2 separate regions of the Homo sapiens genome follow, and region 2 is linked to region 1. Evidence: chromatin loops called from intact Hi-C (ENCODE). Cell type or tissue: natural killer cell. All regions are shown on one strand. Each heading gives the region's core, and the rest is flanking DNA. Links, peaks and the distances in the headings are about the cores only.

The links. A loop is a pair of places that touch in the nucleus more often than their neighbours do. Peaks named below come from ENCODE experiments on the same cell type or tissue, not always from the same donor. Only the 100,000 strongest peaks of a DNase experiment are listed, where the experiment ranks them.
Region 2: it touches region 1 in a loop (8-fold over the local background); 24 of 110 quality-filtered maps call a loop at or near these places.

Annotation. Positions count from the first base shown.
Region 1 is chr5:115,304,938-115,316,193 of GRCh38, reverse strand. It overlaps LOC105379129 (a long non-coding RNA gene), which reads right to left. Exons shown (of 5, transcript XR_948684.3): 2 at 1,899-1,983. Among named protein-coding and RNA genes, the nearest start is that of CCDC112, 14 kb to the right of the region's middle. In natural killer cell, for the core only: CTCF peaks have their summits at 6,035 and 6,237 (motif pointing left); a DNase peak (open chromatin) is centred at 6,243; H3K27me3 peaks cover 469 bases.
Region 2 is chr5:116,065,624-116,076,879 of GRCh38, reverse strand. No RefSeq gene overlaps it. Among named protein-coding and RNA genes, the nearest start is that of COMMD10, 14 kb to the left of the region's middle. RefSeq lists an enhancer at 212-361. In natural killer cell, for the core only: a CTCF peak has its summit at 8,656 (motif pointing right); a DNase peak (open chromatin) is centred at 8,649.

The DNA of each region.
Region 1 (11,256 bases), core at 4,872-7,371:
AGAGAGCCATTGTTGGTTGTTAATTGCTGGTGGTGGGGTGAGGGAAGGGTAACACAGCAGACTCCTCTCACTGTCACTTTCCCAGACTTTGAATGAGACTTTGACAGAGCCTTCAATTACTGCAATGCCTGTGATCTCATTAGAAAAATCTTATTAAATCTAAAGAAATAGACCAGAAGAATATCAGATTGGTTTTACCAAAACATTATGCCAACAAAAGTTCCAAAGGCAGATTTTCTGAGGCCAATATAGCTAAAGAACTTCTTGGGCTAGGACAGAGATGTAGCTTGGATTCTTCCTCTATCCTTCCAAAACTCTGGCTTGCCTTTAGACCCTTGTATACTCTCTGGTCATCTAACTGAGTGAAAACAGGAAACACAATCCTATTAAAAAGACCTGGGGATAATGTAAAACTAATCCTACACATATTTAGATGAAGTAACAATTGGTGCCAAGAGGAGGGAAGGTATTTGGGAAAAATGGAGTTTTAAGTCTTTCTTTTAAAAAGAGGCTTTAAAAATACAGGGAAAACTAAAAAATATCTCACTTTTAGCAAAGTACCTTCCAATCACCTATAGAAAGTCATTTTCTATAGAAAATCCCTCTTCCCACCCAAGTTCTGGACCAAATAAAAGGAAGTCAGAGTCAGATAGATGGACAACAAAATGCTTTTCTACAGGTGATTGCTATTTGACTAATTGCAAATGCTGCCACAATCTCTAATTATGGGTTGACATAATTAGAGTTGACAATTACGTGAGACTAAGGAAAAAGTAACATAACTACAGTTAAGCTAAGAGATTGTCAGGTTTTCTCTCACAAATATGTTGCAGCCATCAAAAAAGAATAATCGTGTGCTGATATAGAATTATCTCTAAGATATATTTAAATTTAAAAAGCATGTGTAAACAGTGTATGTATTATGTAAATATTTGTGTAAAAAGAAGATATATGTATATATAAATGCCTACACATGTATTTGCTTATGTAGGAAACAATATCTCTAGAATTATTAAAAAAAAAAAAGAAAAAAAAGAAACCTGTAACAATAGTTACTTCTAGAGAGGGGAATGGATTCCAAGGCAGGGAGGTCAACTAACTCATCACCATACACTCTTTTATGTTTGAATGTGCTGTATAAATGTGTGCATGTGTGTGTGAATGTGTTTGTGTATTTATGGTGAAGCATAGAGAGGTACAGTAGTCAATTCCACACCCTACTGAGAATAGAGTTTCAAATTAAGGATTCAAGTGTAGTGAAAGTAGACACAGTTATCATTTGAAATTAAAGGGAAAGGAAAGCCAAATATTATAAGGCCTATCCTCAAATTGTTTTAAGTTAATGCTCCTCAATCTCGTTTTGGCCCCAAACACATTGAAGGATCCACATTGTTCATGAACAGCCACTCCTCTTAAAGGTGAGTCTCAGTTTAGTGCCACGTACTTCGTAGGTCTAGGACATGTAGCCTTAAACTTGTTCCAGGGGCCATTGGCAGAGAGGGATGGGAGAGTAGAACATTCCCAAAAATGTAATCACAGAATGGTTTGCTTTAAAGGAACATATCCTTAGAAAACTATTAGACAGGCTTTTGAACCATTATTGTTTTGTGTTCCCCTATTATAACTAAGATAATTTCTACATATTATTTCTCTCTCTCTCTCTCTCTCTCTCTCTATATATATATATATATATATATATATTCTGCTTAGTGCCATCTTGCCAGCTAATGCATTTTGCATTAAAATGCTTCGATCAGCCTCAGCTAAACCCAATATAGGATCCTGTTTCTTTCCCATCCTGATCTAAAGGGTAGCATATGAAAACCTTGGGGAAGGAGAGGGGCAATACTATCCTTTGGTGATTCTGATACCAAGTCCAATTTAACATCTATACTTACTCATTCAGGCAGCCATTCTTGGTGAATAAATTGTTCAGAATCAAATATCAAACTGGTGGCCCATTGGGTCATTATAGCCTTCTACCTGAGGGGGAAATTAAACTGAATCAAAGGAAAGTTTCACCAGATTCTTCTCAATGTACTAAAAAGAACAAAAACTACCATAACAATTCTAAGAATTTGTGATCCTAGTATAATACAGCCATGACTTACTGGGACATAACTGAACACTTTATAGAGTGACACTTTCCAAAGATTCTTGTGAGCTTTTACTTAAATTTTTCCCATAAATTTACTAATTACCCTTATCAAAAGGAAATTCATGACATAGCTCAATGCTAAGAGTCCAGGGAACAAAGTAAAGGCTGGAAATAGTGACCTGGTTTCACTAGAAATTGCAGGAAAGTACTGGTTTATAGGTCACTGGTTTTTTTGTGCCAGAAATGTCTGACTAAATTAGGTTACATCCTGCAGGCCCTTCACCTGTCTCTCACGTAAATAACATTACCCAAGGGTGTCCTCTCAGCCCTACTCATGACTGGCACAAAGACATTTCAGCCCACATAAATTACCTTTTTTCTGGTTTTGTGAGAAACTTGGTTCCCTCAAATGGTTGTGATATGAAAATTCGCTCAAAGCCGAAGGTGAATGATAAAATAAAATGGGCTCTAAAAGGACACTTCTACATCTAAATTCAAGAATTCTATGGTTCTAGGATATAGTATAAAAATTAATGGAATCTGTTTCACATAAGCAAGCAGATTTAGGATTAGAAGCATGTCATAACTTGAAGGCAACCCAAAATTTATTTTTAGGCTACATGAATCTTTCAGAGTTCTTGATTTCAGACAATGAAACTCCCCCTAGGTAGTTTAGGCAGCAAAAGGAATTGTATTAAAGATTTTAAGCAGTTCTTGGAATCTCAGTGAGGGCTACAGAATAAACCATGGCTGCTCTGAGGCTGGGAGCCATATGAAAGTTACACAGATGGTTCCAGGGGGCACTCTATTGCTGCTGTGCCTGGGCACAGACAACCCAGCTTTTGCCCCGAGTGGCGGACACTGGAAACTCTGCCTAGAACCTCTGGCAACATCTCTGGAAGGTAGAGCCTCTCCCTCTATCTGCCATGATGGATTCTGTGAGATGCCTCACTCACTCCAGCATGGAGGTCTCAATAAGATGGGTCTAATTGGCAGAACCTGGACACTAGATCCTCAAATTGAAGATGTCAGGAGAGTTTCTGACTTCATCTTTGAAGAACGAACTCTCAGAAATCAGGAAACTCTCCAAATATAAAATGGGCTCAAAGGTAATGAGTGGCAATGCCCACTTCAAGTAGTATAACCTTAGCTTCCCCTGGGGACCTGGAAAGCCCGGGTCACATCTTCCCGGGGAGTTAATGCCCATGGGCAGACTCTTGACCAGGGGCATATGTAGAATGAAATGGACTGGCAGATAAATTGTTTTCCCTTCCTCTCCCCTGGTGGGCTGCCTTGATATGTAAAGTTCATTTGGCCTTACTGAGCACATCCCATGAGATGCAACATGAACTATACTTGTTGCCAACAAGAGGCTGACTCAAACTTCCCTCATGTTTGCCCCTTTTCCCTCACTTCTGTTTCCCTGGGAATGTAACTCCCAAAACAGATAGCAGCACATAAGCCTTTCCTTTAGGCTCTGGTTTCTACGGGTGCAAAAGCATCTCACTGCAGATGCAAAGTATTCTTATTAGAGCCTTTGCCTGGTCTCTATGACAAGCTTCAATTATTTTTCCTAGAAAACTAGTAATAGAAGCTCATGCCAATTTGTAAGACTGCATTTGCCATAACTGTCGTTCATACTAAAAATTTCTTTTCTACTATCTCTAGTTTTGTCTTGTGTGCAAAGAAAGAATTATTCATTGGGGCTCAGGTTGTGAGAGTGAGGAGTAGATGAATGAACCGGTCAGCTCTCTCAAATTCAGTGAGAGTCTCCTCGCTGCTACATCAAATGGCATCATGCTTTGTTATAGCCATGCTGAATTTCTTCTAGTTCCCTAAACAAACTATTGTATATCATTTCTCCGTGCTCTCTATCTCAGGTTTTCTCTCCTAAGAAGCTGTCTTCCTTTCCACTATTACTACTGCTAATAGTGGAATTAATACAGCTAACTGCGTCTGGTCCTTGAAAACTAAGCTTGGGTGTCACTTCTTTAAGGAAGCCCTGCTGAAGACCCCTTCCCACTACTCTAATTTATACCAAACTGCATATTCCTATAATACCCTGTGCATTGTATTTATTTGAGCCAAACTGGACTTCAGCTATTGGTCTATTGACCTGTCTTCCCTGACAAGATAGCTGCTTGAGAGCAACGACCATGCCTCATTTGGCTTTGTAGCCCTAGCAGCAAGCACTGTAACTGGCACATAATGATCGTCTAATTAAAAGCTGTTTGAATGAATAAATAATGTTTATGGAATAACTGAATTACACCAGTCAGGGTCCCTGTGCCATGTTGTGGCAGTGGCTAAAAAAAAAAATCTATCCAGCCGGGCGCGGTGGCTCACGCCTGTAGTCCCAGCACTTTGGGAGGCCAAGGCGGGTGGATCACGAAGACAGGAGATCGAGGCCATCCTGACTAAGATGGTGAAACCCCGTCTGTACTAAAAAAAATACAAAAAATTAGCCGGGTTTGGTGGCAGGCACCTGTGGTCCCAGCTACTGGGGAGGCTGAGGCAGGAGAATGGTGGAGCTTGCAATGAGCCAAGATCACATCACTGCACGCCAGCCTGGGCAACAGAGCAAGACTCCATCTCAAAATAAATAAATAAATAAATAAATAAATAAATAAATAAATAAATAAATGAATAAATAAAATAAAATAAAATAAAATAAAAAATCTATCCAAGCCCTTCCCTGGATTGAAGAGTGCTTCATCCTTCCACCCACCTGTGAGATACAGTCAATAACTACATTGAGCCATCCCAATTGAAAAATCCTGTAATTTCCCTAGGAAAGATGGCTCAATGTCATGTTTTTGGTTGATTCCTGAGTGAGTGAGGATAATAAAAAAAAATTACTATTGAAAAAAAAATAAGCGAAATGTATATACCTAGGACTTGCCTTAGATGACCAGTGTTTTTGTCATCTCCATCTCACTTCACCAATGGAACAAAAATAGTTATTAAGAAATGACATTTAACTGTTCTCATATTTAGAAGTTATCTGTCCCATATATCTGAAGCTGACCCTCATTCCAAATACTTGTCCAAATATGTCCTAATTTTTAGTTTAGAAAATACATACTCATTTATTTTTTCATGGATCCATCTAAAAAATTCAAATTGATGTCTAAGATGGGCTGCCTCAGGCATAGATATGCAATAGTAAATGGAACAAACATCATCTCTTGTGGAGTTTGCATTTGAATGGGGGAGGAGTATAAACATTATAACCTATATTCAGGAAGTCTTTCCTTCAACAAATATTTATTAAGTGCTCCTATGGACTCCGTGCTGAATAGCAGAGACACAGGGGTGCCCCATGGAGGTTGTCCTCTAGAAGGGAAAGAATATTAATCAAATAATCACACAAATAGATAATGAATTATGACAACTGTTATAAAGGGGAAAAATCAGATTAGATGGGATCCAAATCTAGATGTGGGTGGAGGTGGCCAAAAAAGGCTTCCCTAGGAACTGACATTCGAATTGTGTCAGGAAGCGAGGGTTAGAGGCTCCCTCCAGACATAACCACTAATACAGGCTAAGGGATGCTGGCATGTTATGAGAGCTAAAAAAGCCCAGGGTAGCTAGAGAACCAGGAAAGATGGAGAGAGAAGCAGGAAAAGTGGTCAGGGACCATATCATGCAGGGTTTTACAGGTCATTTAAGAAGTCTGTTCAAATACATTAGGGAATAACTAATGAAGGTTGAATGAGATTGCAGGTAAAAATTAGTTCATGAACTTCAAAGTTGCTAGTATTTATTGTTTTGATTTATATTCTGGTATAAGTAATTGAGGTGTTTTTTTAAAAAACTATTTGTATCACATAGAAATTGGTAGCATTAAAAACTATTCTAACCATTTTTGCTAAAAATAATTATTAGATTTAGTATAAAATTTTGGGAACAATCCATTTAAGAAGCTAAATGTCAGTTGACTGTATTTGTGAGTCTTAATATGAAAGTAAGTGTTTTTATTTATCTGCCAGGATTTCAACTGGTTTGCTCTTACTTCTATTACTGATATATTATAACAAGAACATTCTAATTTTCATGCCTAAAAGATGAAAATATTTTTTTCTTTTGGAAAGAATCAAATATGAACTGCATGTTTTCTACTGTTGCTCAGGTGACATCTGGTGGATAAAAACTGAAATGCAATTTTATATAGTTTAAGAAAGGTGAGGTTCTCAAATTCCACTGGTAGGAAGTCATTAAAGAAGTTGAGCCTTACTGATTGATGATTAATTTTGCTTATATTTTTGGCATCCTATTATTCTCATTAAGTAGAAATTGCGATAGAGATTTGATGGGAAGAACACTTCAGTGCCCTAGTAGATTTGGTAGGCTTTGGGTCCTGCTTAAACCTCTGGCAATAAGTAGCTAAATGGCCTGATTTAATTTTGTTTTTTTAGGAGTTTTCAAAGTGAGTAAACAGATTAGCTACAGATGGGACAAGAATCAGATTAATATCTGACTTCTCAGTGACAATAGTAAATAGGAAAAACAAGAGAACAATATCTTAAATATTCTGAAGAGAATTTTTACTCTGTCTAGAGTTCTCTGCTGAGCCAAACTCTCCAACAGATGTAAAAATAAAGGCATTTTCAGACATGCATGGGTATGAAGTTAACCTTGCATGAGTTCTCTTTGAAAGAATTACTATTTAAAATGCTATTTTTATCATTTACTCAATTGTCAAATGTTTCTACTTGGGGAAAGCGAGTGTATTCCATTAAGTGTTTATTAGAGCATGCCCCTCACTGTTATTGGTTTATTTTTTCTGAAAATTTCTGGATTTTTTCTTTACTTTTTATTATAAGCTATAGACCAGCTTGTCTACTTAAAATATTTATGTTTTCATTGTATTCTTTCACATATTCAAAAACCATAACAGTGAGCAGGCAGGCAAAGTCCTTTCCAGAATGGAGCTTACATTCAGTTTTTTTTTTTTTTCACTATGTCAAATTGGGTCTTTATTTCTATTATGTTTTCTAACTGCTTGTTGTTTGTATAGATGAAGGTGATTCCTTTCTGCACACTAATTTTGTACCCATCCATTCCACAAGTTCTCACATTGTTCACAACACATGTATAATTGAGTTTCTTGGGATTTCCAGGCATACAGTGATCTGTAAATAGTGATATTGTACCACTCTTCCAATGTTTATAACTCATGTCTTTGTCTTGTCTAATTGCATTGGTTAAACCTCCAGAACTACACCAAATAATAGTGATGACTGTAGATACAATTGTCTTGCTGCTCATTTTAACAGCAATGCTCATTGAGCATTAGTGTTTCCTCATTGAGCAGACTGCTGGCTTTTGGGAAATACCCATCTTTCCCCTTTATTGTGATTTTTTTTAAAAATCAAGTATGGATGTTGAGATCTATTGAATGCCTTTTCAGTATATTTGGAGAAAATCATGCATAACTTTTTTCTTTTTTAATCACTTTTATCAGACAAATTTCAGTTGCAGAAAACAGAAGAGGGTTTTATACAGGGAATTGGCTGCATACAAATCAGTAGAAAGCTGGAGGAGCAAGCTGTCTAGTAGTGGCTCCCGGAACCATACTGCAAAACTGGCCCACCCAGGGATCTGCCCCCTCTGTCACAGTCAGGAAGTCATGCTCCCATCCCACAGTTTGTGAGCATGTCATCTTAAGGTGATCTGGGAATGACAGCCTGCCACCACAATTCTTAGCTCCAGGAACACACCTTCCTATCTTTCACCTCTGGATCAGAAAACCGATAAAAGGACTACCAGCTCCAGAGTCTCACTGTGTCTGCTACAAGCTACCCCAGCAAAATGGCTGCCTCAGGTGCCACCAACTGTATTCTGAAAACAAGTCTCACACAAATGCATCTGTCTGATTGTCAAACGTAATTCACATTGAAGACCCTGGCTGCAAGGGAGCCTAGGAAATGAAGATTCTGAACTTTCCAGCCTTTATGGTATAGGATGTCATACAAAAGAGAGATTGGGGTAGACAGTGAATGAACCATGTTACTATACCCAACCACTTATTAAAATAGTGAATAATGTTAAATCATTCTTGAGACCATAGGGAAAAAATTCTTTTTCCCTTAATTATTTTAAGGTGCTGCTGGATTCTGTTTGCTAAAACTTTGGTGAACATTTTAAAATCAGTATTCATAAGTGATTTTTGTGCTGTCAGTTTCTGGTAACAAGCGTATGCTACTTTCATTAATAGAATTTGGAAGCTTTCCTCTTTTGCCTCTGCTCTGGAACAATTTAAAAAGCATTAGATGCCAGTCATGGTGGCTCACGCCTATAATCCCAGGACTTTAGGAGGCTGAGGCAGGTGGATTGCTTGAGGCCAGGAGTTTGAGACCAGCTGAACAACATAAGGAGACCCCATCTTTACAAAAAAAAAAAAAAATTAAGAGATAGCTGGACATGGTGGTGCAGTGTCTATAATCCTAGCTACCTGAGGCGGGAGGATGGCTTGAGCCTAGGAGTTCAAGGCTGCAGTGAGTTGTGATCATGCCATTGCACATTAGCCTGGGTGACAGAGCAAGACCCTGTCTGAAAAACAAAAAAATAGCATTACAGCCTATTTATTTCTTCCATAAAGATTTTGTAAGATTAGCCTTTGAAGCCCTCTGAGCCTGATGCTCTTTGGGAGCCTACCTCCTTGACAACTGTTTTCTTTTTATTTTTCTTGGACATTTAATATTTAATGTTTATATTTTTAATTCACCAATTTCAGTAAATTGTGTTTTTTTAGAAAAAGGATTAATTTCACCTAAATGTTCAAATTTATTTGCAGGCAGTTGAGGGAAATAGGCTCCTATGATTATTTTATTTTCCTTTGTATCTTTTTATTATGTATTTTTGTGCTTTCTTAATTTTATTCTTGGCCAAGTTAGCTAGTAGTTTATCTGTCTTGTTAAATTTATTCATTGGGATTATCATTTTTCTTAGTTTGATTTTATTATTTTCTTTTATAATTCATTTTTCCTTATCTCCTTTTTGGTAGCTGTTTTTTTCTCTATATTTTTTAGCTGGGTAGTTAATTCATTTACTCTTATTCTTTTGTGGTTATTAATACAATTATTGAAAACCACTGTTTCTTCTGAGGGTTGCTTTAATTGTATTCCGTGGATATTAGTATGTAGTGTTATCAATATTTTCTAATTAAGCTGCAATTTTAGTTTTGATATCATCTTTGACTCGAGTTTTAAGAGAGTTTTAAAATTCCAGATAATAGAGTCTTTTTGTCTTCTCAGTTGATTTGCTTTGTGATCAATGAAATATATCCACATTATTTCTGCTTTTTGGCATTTACTGAGGATTTGGGGCCTAAATTTTTGTGAAACTGTTAGAAAAGAAGGTATAATCCTTGTTTTCAGTGCATAGAGTCAATATGTGTCAATTAGACCTACCTTATAAAACATATCATTTAGTCTACTCTATATTGAAACCCCACTCTTTATACCCTTCTTCAGGTAGTCTCCCCACAGCAGCCTTTAAGAAGATCAGCAATTCTGTGACAGGTGTCTAACAGCTATAGCTCCAACCTCTGCCAAGGGAGTGAATACTCCTGCGTCCAATATTAACAACCAAACCTTGCAGAAATATTGATAGGAAGAGAAAAAAAAAATCAAGAAGTTATTACCTCTCATTCATTTACACTGACTGGCAGCCAGGTCAAGCACAGGCTTGCATATTTATATGCACATTTGCATATTTATTTGCATATGTATACAAAAACAAACCTCCCCAACTACATGCACTTTTTTGCTTTCTCTTCTGATTCCACCAAGGTTTCCACCAGGCACTTTCCTCAGACTGACCTGTAATACCCTAAGCAGTCTCTCAACATGGCCTGCTTCCATGCCCAAATCAGGGTGGGACATCCACTTCCTGGTATTTCTCTGTAGTAGGCAAACTGGTTTGGTATCTGCAGTCTTAATGCCTAGTAACAGCCTAATGTTAGTTGATTTTCCTTCCAACATGAACAAGCTATAAAATGTTTCTGTGCTCCAGATTACACCCATCACTAGACATTTCCTTTCTCTTATATTTTATAGATCCCAGTTAATGTTAAACTAACAGTATCAGTTGGGATTATTATATCTCAGACTACGTATAACAAAAATCCAAAAGCAGTGGTTGAAAAAACAGTTAATTGCTTTTCTCACATAAAAAGCAATTAGAGGTAGTCAGTAAAGCTGTTAAAATTAGTGCATGATAATTGTGAAAAATTCTCAACATTACCTAAGTCCCACCCATCCACTGATGTTTTATCATTTCTTGAAGTACATTTCTTATCTTCTATATTCTTGAAGTACATTTCTTACCTTCTATATTTATATATAGGGACCTGGTTTTTATTTAAAATTCTCAAGCAAGGGTAAATAATTTAAAACTTATTTTGTACCTATGAGCTAGAAGTTTCTGAGAATTTTCCTGTAATCCAAGGAAATATGTAGAAAGATGATCTACTGTACGCATTTGATTTTCTAACTGTAAAATAAATGACTATAATATAATAACTGGAATAATTTTTAAATGGTAGGTTTGTGGTCAGTCATATAGGTTTGAATTCTCAAAGAAAAATACTGTATTGGGACTAAGCGGTGTAGTCATAAAACTGTCATCCACATTGAAGATTTTTTTATTTCTCTGAGGATGGTCTGAGGGGCGTAAACCGGATACTATCAGCAACAGAATAATCAACATCCATTCAAACACAATTGATTGTTTTGTTTTCTACTGGCCTCCAAGAAATACTTATTTTTCAAAAGAAGAAAAATAGACTTTGAGGGTTTGGTGGTTTAGGAAAATAAGTATTAATGATAAAGGCAGGTTCATGGTTGATGATTGGTTCTGCTATATTTTAGCTATATTGTCTTAAAAAAATGTATTAACTACGCTCTCATAGTTAATTTATTTACACCAAAAGGAGATTATCAGTGTTAATAAGAATGTTTGACACATAACAGGCAATCAAAAGTAGGAATTATTATTTTTTAAATAAATATTTAAACTTTTTCCTTTTATTATACCTGCCCTCAAACTATCTTATCTTAACAGCTACACTTGAAGATTCACGGTTGTTGCTGCAGCTGTTACAGTTGTTAAAGAATCCATCTTTTAAGGCCCATCTTTGGGGAACTATAGTC
Region 2 (11,256 bases), core at 7,256-9,755, 760 kb before region 1:
AAGCTATGAAAGTTGAAGATAAAAGAGAAAATAAAAAATAAGACACCCACACAAAAAGCCAGTGGAAAAGATGATTACATTGAAGCTACAGTGAAAATAGCCTTCCCTCACCCTGCCTGCCTTAATGTTAACACTGGCTGAAACCCACAGGCACTCTGATTCTTTCTCTATACTAAGTGGAAATGAAAGAATGAAATGGGGAAGTAAAAACCAGGGCTGACTCAGGAAGAATCAGAGGTTCCGGGACTCTACCATTAAAGGAGGACTGATCTGAAGCCTGGGGGATACCCCCTCAGCTACTGGACATGCCCATACCAGTCAAGTGAATCTTGATACAAGACAGTTGACAAAATCTCAGAACTAAGAAAGTAAAAACTAAAGCCACTAATAAATGCTACCCTCAACCCTAAGCTTTTATTAAAAAGTAGAATGGAATATTGAGTCATCAAGCTAGCATAGATGGAAAGACAAATCAATCTCACATTAAAAAGAACCAAGAAGACATACCAGAGAAAATAGAGGTCTGGGCAGAGCTGTTCATGCTAAACACAAGTAGGATAGGAAGAAATGCCATGACAGTTGTGTAATAATTTTACAGGAAAATACATAAAAGGTATAGAGTATGCAAAAAACAAAAATTCCACTTGAATCCTTCTTGAGATAGAACTTAAGAAGGAAATTAATTCAGTGAAACGAGCTAAAAGACAACTTGACAAAATATCAAAATTAGATGTAAAACACGGAAATCAAAGAAAGGATTAAAAACACCATTTCTTATGATGTAAATTAGAAACTGCAAGGAAAAGACTGCACACAATTTTAAATTGAATTATGGACAGGGCAGAGGGGCTATTCAGAGTGAATGCAAAGAATGAGACAAACACAAAGTAGATACTAATAACAAAAACCAACCTAAAGATTACTGTCTCCAAGGCAAAGAACCCAACAAATAGACACAAAAATACTTTCAAATATGATAATAAGGAGTCTGACTCCATTTTTGATGTTGGCTGACAGATTTCAAGCCCCACTACTCCCTCTTCCCCTTCTGCCCCACATCTGGGCAAAGTGTTAAGCCCAGCTGTTTCCTTCTCTGGCACTGATGAGAAATTCAAGCCACGTAAGCCCCTGACTGCAACAGGGAAACCTCATCCTGGCCCGACCCCCAACCACCATAAAGCCCCAGGCCAATTGGCCTTCCCTGCTGTCGTAAGCCATTTTTGGTTTTGCTTGAGAGTCTGCTCTGCTCTCCCCAGAAAACCTCATTATGTAAGTAATAAATCTTGTTACATACCTCCCTGCTGCATGAATGGCATCATCAGTCTAGACACCTGTGTCAGTCTGTTTTCACACTGCTGATAAAGACATACCCAAGACTGGGCAATTTACAAAAGAAGGAGGTTTAATGGACTCATAGTTCCACGTGGCTGGGGAGGCCTCACAATCATGGCAGAAGGCAAAAGTCATGTCTCATATGGCAGCAGACAAGAATGAGCCAAGTGAAAGTGGTTTCCCCTTATAAAACCAGCAGATCTCATGAGGCTTATTCACCACCACAAGAACAGTGTGGGGGAACCGCCCCCATGATTTAATTATCTCCCAGTGAGTCCCTCCCACAACATGAGGGAATTATGGGAGCTACAATTCAAGGTGAGACGTGGGTGGGGACACAGCCAAACCATATCAACACCTAACCAAACTTGGTGTACAAAGTCCATTTTGCCTCTGTAGGATGATCAAAACAAATATTTAATAGAAGACCATTTCTCTGTAATGTCAGAAAAACTGAATATACAGTCTAATGAAAGAGCAAATTATTTTTTGGAAAAACTGATAGAATATGATGATTATGGGACAGATTCTGGTAAAATTATCAAATTCCAAGGATAAAGAAAAATTTATTCAAGCGACATGGTGAAAAAAGCATGTCACTTACAAGAGTAAAATAATCAACAACTTTCAGACTTCTTCATAGCAATGTCTACAAAGGGTCGAGAAAAGCGAACATGCTATTCAATATTAAAGCAAAAGTCAGATCTTACTAAGCGTGGCTGCATTCATAGTTTTCATGGGCTCTTTTTGTTAAAACTAATAGTTGAGAACAAGCCAACCAAGAGATTAATGAAAATACAGAACTCAGTAGCAGAGATGCGGTGGCATGTAGTGAACATTAAATCCATATAAAACTAAAATTTAGTTAATTTATGAAATTAAGTAGAAATGTTATAATGTTTGATAATATAGAATCATCATATAGCTTAGACAACTGATTTTTAAATGGACAAAATTGGGTGGAATAAAGTTTTAAGAGTACTTATTTCTTTATCTTTCAAAGCAAATGCTATGAATCAAACATTCTCTTAAAGAAATACAACAGTGCCCCATAAATATCTATACCTACTATGTCCCAACAAAATTTAAAAAATTAAAATGAAATACATTATTTAAAAAATAAATTGATTATAACATCTTAAAATGTTTCCATAATCTTTTTTTTTTTTTTTGAGTTGGAGTCTCACTCTGTCACCCACTGCAAGCTCCGCCTCCTGGGTTCATGCCATTCTCCTGCCTCAGCCTCCTGAGTAGCTGGGACTACAGGTGCCTGCCACCACGCCTGGCTAATTTTTTGTATTTTTAGTAGAGATGTGGTTTCACTATGTTATCCAGGATGGTCTCAATCTCCTGACCTCTTGATCTGCCCGCCTCAGCCTCCCAAAGTGCTGGGATTACAGGCATGAGCCACCATGCCAGGCCCCAAATGTTTCCATAATCTCTTTAAAACTTTGCAGAGGTGGCACTCTAGAGAACTCTAGTCTGAATATGGCTCATGGGCTATAGAAATACTGTGCTTGCTTATTTTGTTTAACCTACTCAGTGATGACATAGACAATGTAACCAGAGAGATTCTTATTTTGAAAACAATAGAAGCAACTTAATTTTTATAGTTTGCTGCATGAGTCATAAAGTCCCTATGCCTAAAGGCATTTAAGTTTGTGACCCCCATCTTAGAGGAATATTTTAGGGACAAACATCTCTTTGTTAAGGAAACAACTCTTTAATATACAGCAATTTCTATAGTTTTTTTTCTTCTCTTTTCCACTTTAATAAAATCATTTCTATATATCTGTATCACATATATTAGATATATAGCATATAGATTGAGATCTAGATATAAATATGCATACAGTGATTACTAAAATTAGGTTTGGTTAATGTCCACAATTATTTCAGGCTGGTGAGATTTTCTGTAAGTTTTTACCTTCTCTGTATTACTTGAACTTCCAATGATGAGAATTAATTATTTTTACCATCAGTTACTATTCAAAAGATCATGAAGACCAAGATAATTAGTTATGTGCCCAGGATATTTTATATTAGGTACTAACATATTTTACATGCCAAGAAAAATTCTTTGTGGGACCTAACATTAACATCATTCTTATGGTAATTTGTAAATAATATTAATTTATTATTATCAAAATATACTTAAGATTTTTGTGTGTTAAATGAAAGGTCTAAAGTAAATTATTAATATTATTGCATTTGGGAAAAAGGCAAATATATCTCTTCAGAGTAACTGCCTATTTTTTATTTACACAAGATTTTAAAAAGTTTTTTCTTTACAGTTTGCTTAGATTAGTAAATTAACAAGATGGGTACAGTTACTTTCCTTCAGGATCAGAGTCGGCGTGGCATTGCTAAAGACAAAGTGGTGCTTCTAACAAGCCAAAGAGCTCGAGAGGTTCCAATCTGCCCCTTAGAGCCATAGGTAAATACAGATTATTTGAATGACTCTACCCAGTCTCCTCATTGTTCCAGCATGCCATGCCCATTCTCAGTTGTGTCTAGTTTTGTAGTCTCTTCTTTGTAATATACTCTCCCCACAGTTCCTACATCTCCAGAAGGGAATATGTAGAGGTATTTGAGTTGTTCCAATGCCTTACAAATGTTACTGATACATAGCAGGAATCACAGTCTCACACAATGATGAATTATCCACCCAAGGTGCCAATAGCATCTGTGTGGAGAAACCAAACCTTCAAGACTTCAAGATCCAACTCAGTTCACACTTTCTAAAATGTACACCACCTACTCACCTTCTTCTCTGGACTTTGAGAGGGTTTCTTATATGAAGCAAACATTTTAGCAAGGAATTCTATATGATTGCCTTTCTTCATTAGCCAACTGTTGTAAAGGCATAGATCCATCCTTAGACTTCTTTAGAGACCTCATCATACCCAGTATCATATGGGTGCCTGGGATAGATAAAATAAAACTATTTCAAACCCTTTTACAGTGAAGATTTAAGCTCTTGGTTGGACAGCCAATTTAGTTAAATGGTATGTCTAAGGATGCAGAAATCTGTGAACACTACATTCAAAGAGAAATAGTGTTTCCCTAAACACATAACTTTATTTGATTCCTTGATTTATTCTACTTTGAAGTTAGTAAGTTTTATTGAGATCTTGAAAAATGAGTTGAAATACTGTATTTTCATAGCTGTCTTTCCAGAATTCAAGACGCTTCACAATACTTTCATGTTTCGACAAACTAATGGTAAAATACTGTGTTTCAAATGTGTGTATAAAATTTTTTTTGATTCCTTCATGACTTTTCCTTATTTTTGTATGGCAGAATTTGTTCATCAAGGTCAACTTGGTAAATATATAATTGTGGAACATTTGATTTGAGGTTTAACTTTAGTGTGAAAGCCTATTAACTCAATCACACCTAGTGCCCTAATCTTGGTTTCTAATATTCTCCAATAAAAAGAACCTGGACTTGTTGGAGAAATGGCTGATTCTAGGACTGGGGCAGTAAGTACAAAATGAGCCTGGGACACCTTGTAGTGCAGGGAGTAAGGAAGTGCTAAAAATTTAAAATAAAATTTTAAAACTCACAATGATTCAGATATGTTAAAGGACCATAGAACGCAACTGAAAAAAACTCCTAATAGCTTAAAACCAAATGATAAAATGAATATCCACAAGTCCATACTGATCTAAACAAATAATTTAATAAATTATTCCATTATTTAAATAATTGAATAATTATTGAGTAAATAGAAGGGAGAGAAGACAAAATTTCCTGCGTAAAATTACAAATAATTTATATAAATACCCATCCCTGAAGAGAGGGAAGCATAACTCTCTACTCCTTAATTATAGGCTACACATAGTGACTTCTTTCCAAAGAGTGCAGTTTGTAAGGGTGGTAGGGGTAGAGTCACTTTACAGTGAAGAATCCTGACAAACACCACCTCAACCAGATGATCAAGGCCAACATTATCAGTGATGAATCATGTTGCTAGTAAGTACTCTTGGTATGGTGTCATGAAAATGGCAATTGGTCTTTGTGTCTTCTTCCAGAAACCCATAACTCTGGTTTCATTATGAGAAAAATGTCAGACAAATTCCAAGGGGACATTCTACAAAATACTTGACTAGGACTCCTCAAAACTGTCAAGGTCATCAAAAACAAGAAAAGCCCAAGAAACTATCACAGTCCAGAAGAGCCTAAAGAGACACGATGACTAAATGTAATGTGGTATTTTCAGTGGGATCCTGGAACACAAAAAGGACACTGGGCAATAAGTAAGAAATATGGATAAAGCATGGACTTTGGTTAACAATAATTTCTTATTATTGGTTCCTTCATTTTAACAAATATGCCGTACTCATTTGTCAGTAATACGGGAAATTGGGTGTGGAGTATATGGCCACTTTTACAGTCTTCACAATTTTTCTGTTTCTAAAACAGTTGTAGAAGATAAAGTTTATTTATTTTAAACCTATTAACTATTTTCAACTTTTTGAATTATGAAAGGAGTACTACTGTCAAAATGACACTTACAAAACTTAGAAATATTATCACCGTTACACTTTCCATAGCAGCACAAATCCGTCACAGGCACCATTGTGAATGCTATGCGGTGCCACCCAAAGCCTCCCTTTGAGGGAAGGATGTATTCTCACAGCTGCAGTGAAGGGTGCTGACTGACACTGCTGAGCTGTCAGTCCTCTTCAGGAATTGCCTCACCTAAAGAGTACCACTTAGCCCAAGGCCACGTCCACTTCTCAGTGCAGTCTGTATCTGACTGGTAATATTTAACAACCAGATCTCTGAAGAGAGAAAAATGCCCTAATTTGTAGCATTTAACCAGTTTCTATAGTGTTGATATTTCTACTATAGCCCATATCAAGTACCAAAGTGTGATCAATGAATGGCCATTGGGGAAGAGATGCACACAATCACCTCCCAAGCTGGAATGAGTCAGTTCTAGCACACCACTGTGTCCTTTTGATATCAACTTGGAACAACACTGAAGAGCCATTTCCAATTCGCAGCTCCTGGGGGGCCAGCTGAGGGCTTATTGTGACTGCATTGCAGCCCAATCTCTCCCTCTACCCAACCCTGTTTCCCTTCTATCCCTTCTAAGCATTCAACTCAACAGCACTCAACTTCCTGCTTGTGAATCTCATCTCAGATTCTGCTTCCTGAGGAATCTAACGTGCAACAGGGATTTCTTGCTGGACAAACTAACCAAGAAGATTATTATTCAATGATTGCTTAAAGCACTTGAAGACAATTATGTTGGCGATGAGGATGCTGGTGGTGGTGGTCATAGGACAACAAAGGAAAGGAAAAGATTTTGTCTGACAGACTCTCAAATTCTATTTATACAAGGAGTCAGTATTTGAAAAAGTAAAAATGATAACCAAGATGATATGGTTGAGATGGGGCCTGACTATGTTGCCCAGGCTGATCTCAAACTCCTAAGCTCAGGGAGTCTGCCTGCCTAAGCCTCCCCAGTAGCTGGGATTACAGGCATGCACCTCCATGCCTGTTAATAATCAAATATTTTAATGTAAATAATTTATGCTACTATTTAGGAAACCTAGAGGACCTTTTGTAACCACACCTATTTTACTTTACTTTCATATGCGCTTAACATGTAATCCAGGTTGTCTCTTACCATTATCCAGCATGCATTTATTGAATATCTACCTTGTGCCAAGCTCTGTGCTAGGGATCTTGCGCTTAAAAAACACAATCCCTTCTCCTAAGCTTCTAAGGAACTTACACATCAGTATGAGGCCACAAAACAACAGTGAAGTGAAAAAGTGTCATGATTCATCTGAATACAGGGCACTGTGGATGCTCTGAATACGTAACGATAGCCATCATTTATCAAGTTATGTTTGCTGTGTACCCAGGATTGTTTCTGATGCTTTACAAGCATTATCTCATTAAATCTCACAGCAATCTCCTTTTAGATTCTTGCATATACCATCACAGTAAGTGATTACACCCTTACCTCTTTCACATTTGTCTTGTTGTTTTAACTAGTCTGACACCTGGCAGTTCAGCTCTCTCCCCCAGCTCAGCAAAGTTTCTGATGGTTGGTCCCTGCTTCATGATGTGTGGCTACCCAGCTCATAAAACTGGCCTGGTGCCTTTTCTTCCTGAGGCCAACCTTTTCTGCATTTTCTTAGATCTAGTGCCCCCCACCCCCCTTTTTTTTTGCTTAAATTAGCCAGAGCTGTTTGCAGTTGAAAGATCCCAGCTGACGTAAACAATAAGTGTATGATCACATGATCATTAAAAGCCAACAAAGATATAGAAAAGAGAGAGATGATAATGTTTCATACAGTGCTGTTCCTAAAGAACCCAGGGAAAAGGGATCCATCCCAATTGACTGTCCTTTAACAGGAGAGAAAGTTGTTTCACTGAAACTACAAGAGTGGAGGCAAAAAAGAGGTATGGATAGAGACTCTTAGTAGGATTGGGGGCAGGAGAAAAAATCAGAATGTCAAAGTTATGTATCGGATGGTCTCTATCATTTCCAAGAAAACAGCAATATTGAGAAGAGGATAAAGAAGTCGGGAGTTAAAAAGGCCAAACGTTTAAATAGCTGCTTTGGAGAATGGCCGAGGAATTGACTGGACTGAGGGAGGCATTGTTATGGCAATATGGAATGGCATCAGTCTCTATAACTGGGTACCTTCACCACAGACAGCTTGAGAAAGAGACATAGCAGGAGTCAGGCCTTTTATCTAAAACATTTTCTAAACTTCATTTATTGTGCTAAATGTATCCTTTTTTAAAGTTATAATGTTATAACAGTTATAATGTTAAAGTTTTTTGAAGTATAAATTTGAAAAATTAAATTGAAAAGTTTAAATAGTGCCAGGCATGGTGGCTCACACCTGTAATCCCAGGGCTTTGGAGGACTGAGGCAGGAGGATCATTTGAGGCCAGGCATTAGAGACCAGCCTGGGCAACATAGCACTCGAGCCCTGATCTTAAAAAGTTAAATACAATTAAAAGTTAACCGGGCGTGGTGGCTCTCACCTGTAGTCCCAGCTACTCAGGAGGCTAAAGCAGGAGGATCATCTGAGCCCAGGAATTTGAGGTTACAGTGAGCTATGATTGTGCACTCCAGCCTGGGCAACAAAGTGAGACCCTGACTTTTAAAAAAAGAAACAAAATCTTGAGAAAATCATCTTTTATTCCAAAGAAAAGATAAAAATCTCATGGTACCCAGCCTTAAATAATCTTTTTGAAAAAATTCCAAATCCATTTGAAAAAGTGGTCTTGATTTTGTTCTGTGTAAAACCTAAAGTGCATATAAATGGCCAGCAGAGGGAGCCAAAACCATTCATGTATTTCCTCTGTATATCGTTTTTAGGAAAATGTATGATTAAAAATTACAAAATGCAAATAACCCTCATCATTCAAGAATATATGCAAAAATCATAGAAATCATATATTTAGTGCTACTCTATGCCAAGTACTGTTTGGAAAATTCAAAGCTAGAATGGGATTCTAAATGTGAAGCAACTGAAAAAGCATTCCTTCCTCTCACTCTCTAGGACTTTTTTGGGATTCTGTTTTTGTTTTTTTCTTTTTTCTTTCTCTAGGACTTTTTGTAGTAACTCCTGAAAAGCAAAGTAATTTCTGTTCTATTGAAGTGGGAACAATTTATGAGTTGTATGGACACTTTTCAGTTCCTATTGCTGAGAACACAATTGTTAGCAGTGTGTCGAAAAGAAACGGGAGGGCCTTAGCTCACACCTCTTAAATCAGGCTCTAGGTATCTCTCAGAAAACAGAAGGAATAGATTTTTTGTGGAAATTTATTGAAAAGCAATTTGCCGCAACTACACTATACATGTCTCTCCATTTTCTGGACAATAAGTGTATTAGTTAGGGTGTTTTGTTTATGAGTAAGAGAATCCAACTCTGACCAACTCTGGCTAACTAAGGGGGAAAATAATTTACTGAAAGAATGCTGGTTAGTAATGTCCTTTAAATAATTTATAAATAAAATTTGAGGAAAATGGTTGATATTTAAAAATGACAATGTATATATTTTATATAACTATGTTCACAAATTTGAAAATTTATATAAAATAGATAACTTATAGAAAGATATATATGTAATATGTAATACATAAGAAAAATAGAAGAAAACAGAATATAACTGTTTTAAAAACAAATGTGTTATTGAAAACCTTCCTATTAAAAAAAAGAGAGAGAGAGAAAGAAAACAACAAAAAAAAATCCCTTCAGGTCCAACTGGCCTCACTGGCAAGTTCCAATAAACATGTGAGGATGAATAGTTTCACTTGAAACAAAGGCTTGTAGAGAAAAGAAAGTGGTCACCATCTCCTTTTATGTGGCGAGCATCACCTTGACATTAAAGCCCAACAAGGACTTCCATTTGCAGAAAAATGGAGTAGGGATGCTTTTTTGCTATTCTTCTCACTACATACAGTTACAAACTCTGGACTTTACGAATAAAACAAATATAAGATGACTCTGAAAGGCAGAGAGAAGGAGGCAGACTGGTTAGGGACCTGGGACATGAGGAAGGACAGAGCAGTAAGTACCCTGGGTTTCTTTTTACTTTCTTTTACTTCATACATCTTTGGGTGTATGAAGACTGGGTAACGGAGATGTCAGCAATCCAGAAATGCCAATGGGCACAGATGGAAAAAGCTCCCAAAACCTTGGTCTCTGTAGCCAAAGAACCAAGAAATAGGCAGCCCAGCAAGACAGAAGGGTTTTAAACAATAACCCGTCTACTCCACCAACAATCACAGAAGAAAACTGTGCCCTCACTCCCACCAGCAAAGGCTGAATAGGGAACCTGGACTTCCACCCTGGCCAGGCTGTAATGAGGTACCCCAACAACGGAACACATACTCACCAACACACATCATAACTCAACCTCTGAAAGCTGAAAAGCAAATTTTTTAAAGCATTACTTCTGGGAAAAAAAAAATTCAAAGGACAGGTTTCTCTTCAGAAACATTGGAAGCTAGAAGAAAGTAGCAAAAAATGTTTTAAATGAGATCCCCAAGATCAAGAACAAGGTAAGGCTGCTTGTTCTCACCACTGCTATGAGAGTAATGGGAGGTCTTGCCAGAGTAATAATGAAAGAAATGGACAGAAAATGCGTATACATTAGAAAGGAAGAAATAAAACTGTCCCTATTTGCAGATGACAAATTCCATCTACATAGAAAATTCCAAAAAAAATTACAAAGATTTTTTTTTAAATCTACGAACAGCCTTCTAAAACTAATAAGGGACTTCAACAAAGTTGTAGGATACAAGATCAACATACAAAAATATATTTTATTTCTACATGCTATCAATAAACACTGAAATTTAAAATATGATACCATTTAGAATTGTCCGGAAAAATGAGACACGTGATTGTAAATCTAACAAAATACATATAAGACTTGTAAGCCAAAAACTATGAAATGATAATGGAAAAAACCTATAATGGAATATGGATGGAATGATAATGGAATAAATATACAAAAAGACATGCCGTGTTCATGAACTGGAAGGGAGACTCTAAGGTAATAGAAATGTCAGTTCTTCTCAAATTGATACACAGATTTAACACATTCCTATTAAAATGCTAGCAAGATTTTTTTATGGATATAGACAAGATTAATCTAAAATGTATGTGGAAAAGTAAATGAACTGTAGTAGTTAAAACGATGTTTAAAAGAAAAACAAAATGGGGAGAATTATTTTACCTAATTTTAAAATTTGCAGTTGGCCATTGAACAACAGATTTGAACTGTCTGGGTCCACATATACACAGATTTTCTTCTGCTTCAGCCGTCCCTGAGACAGCAAAACCAACCCCTTCTCTCCATCCTCCTTCTCAGCCTACTCAATGTGAAGATGACAAGGATGAAGATCTTTATGATGATCCACTTCCACTTAAT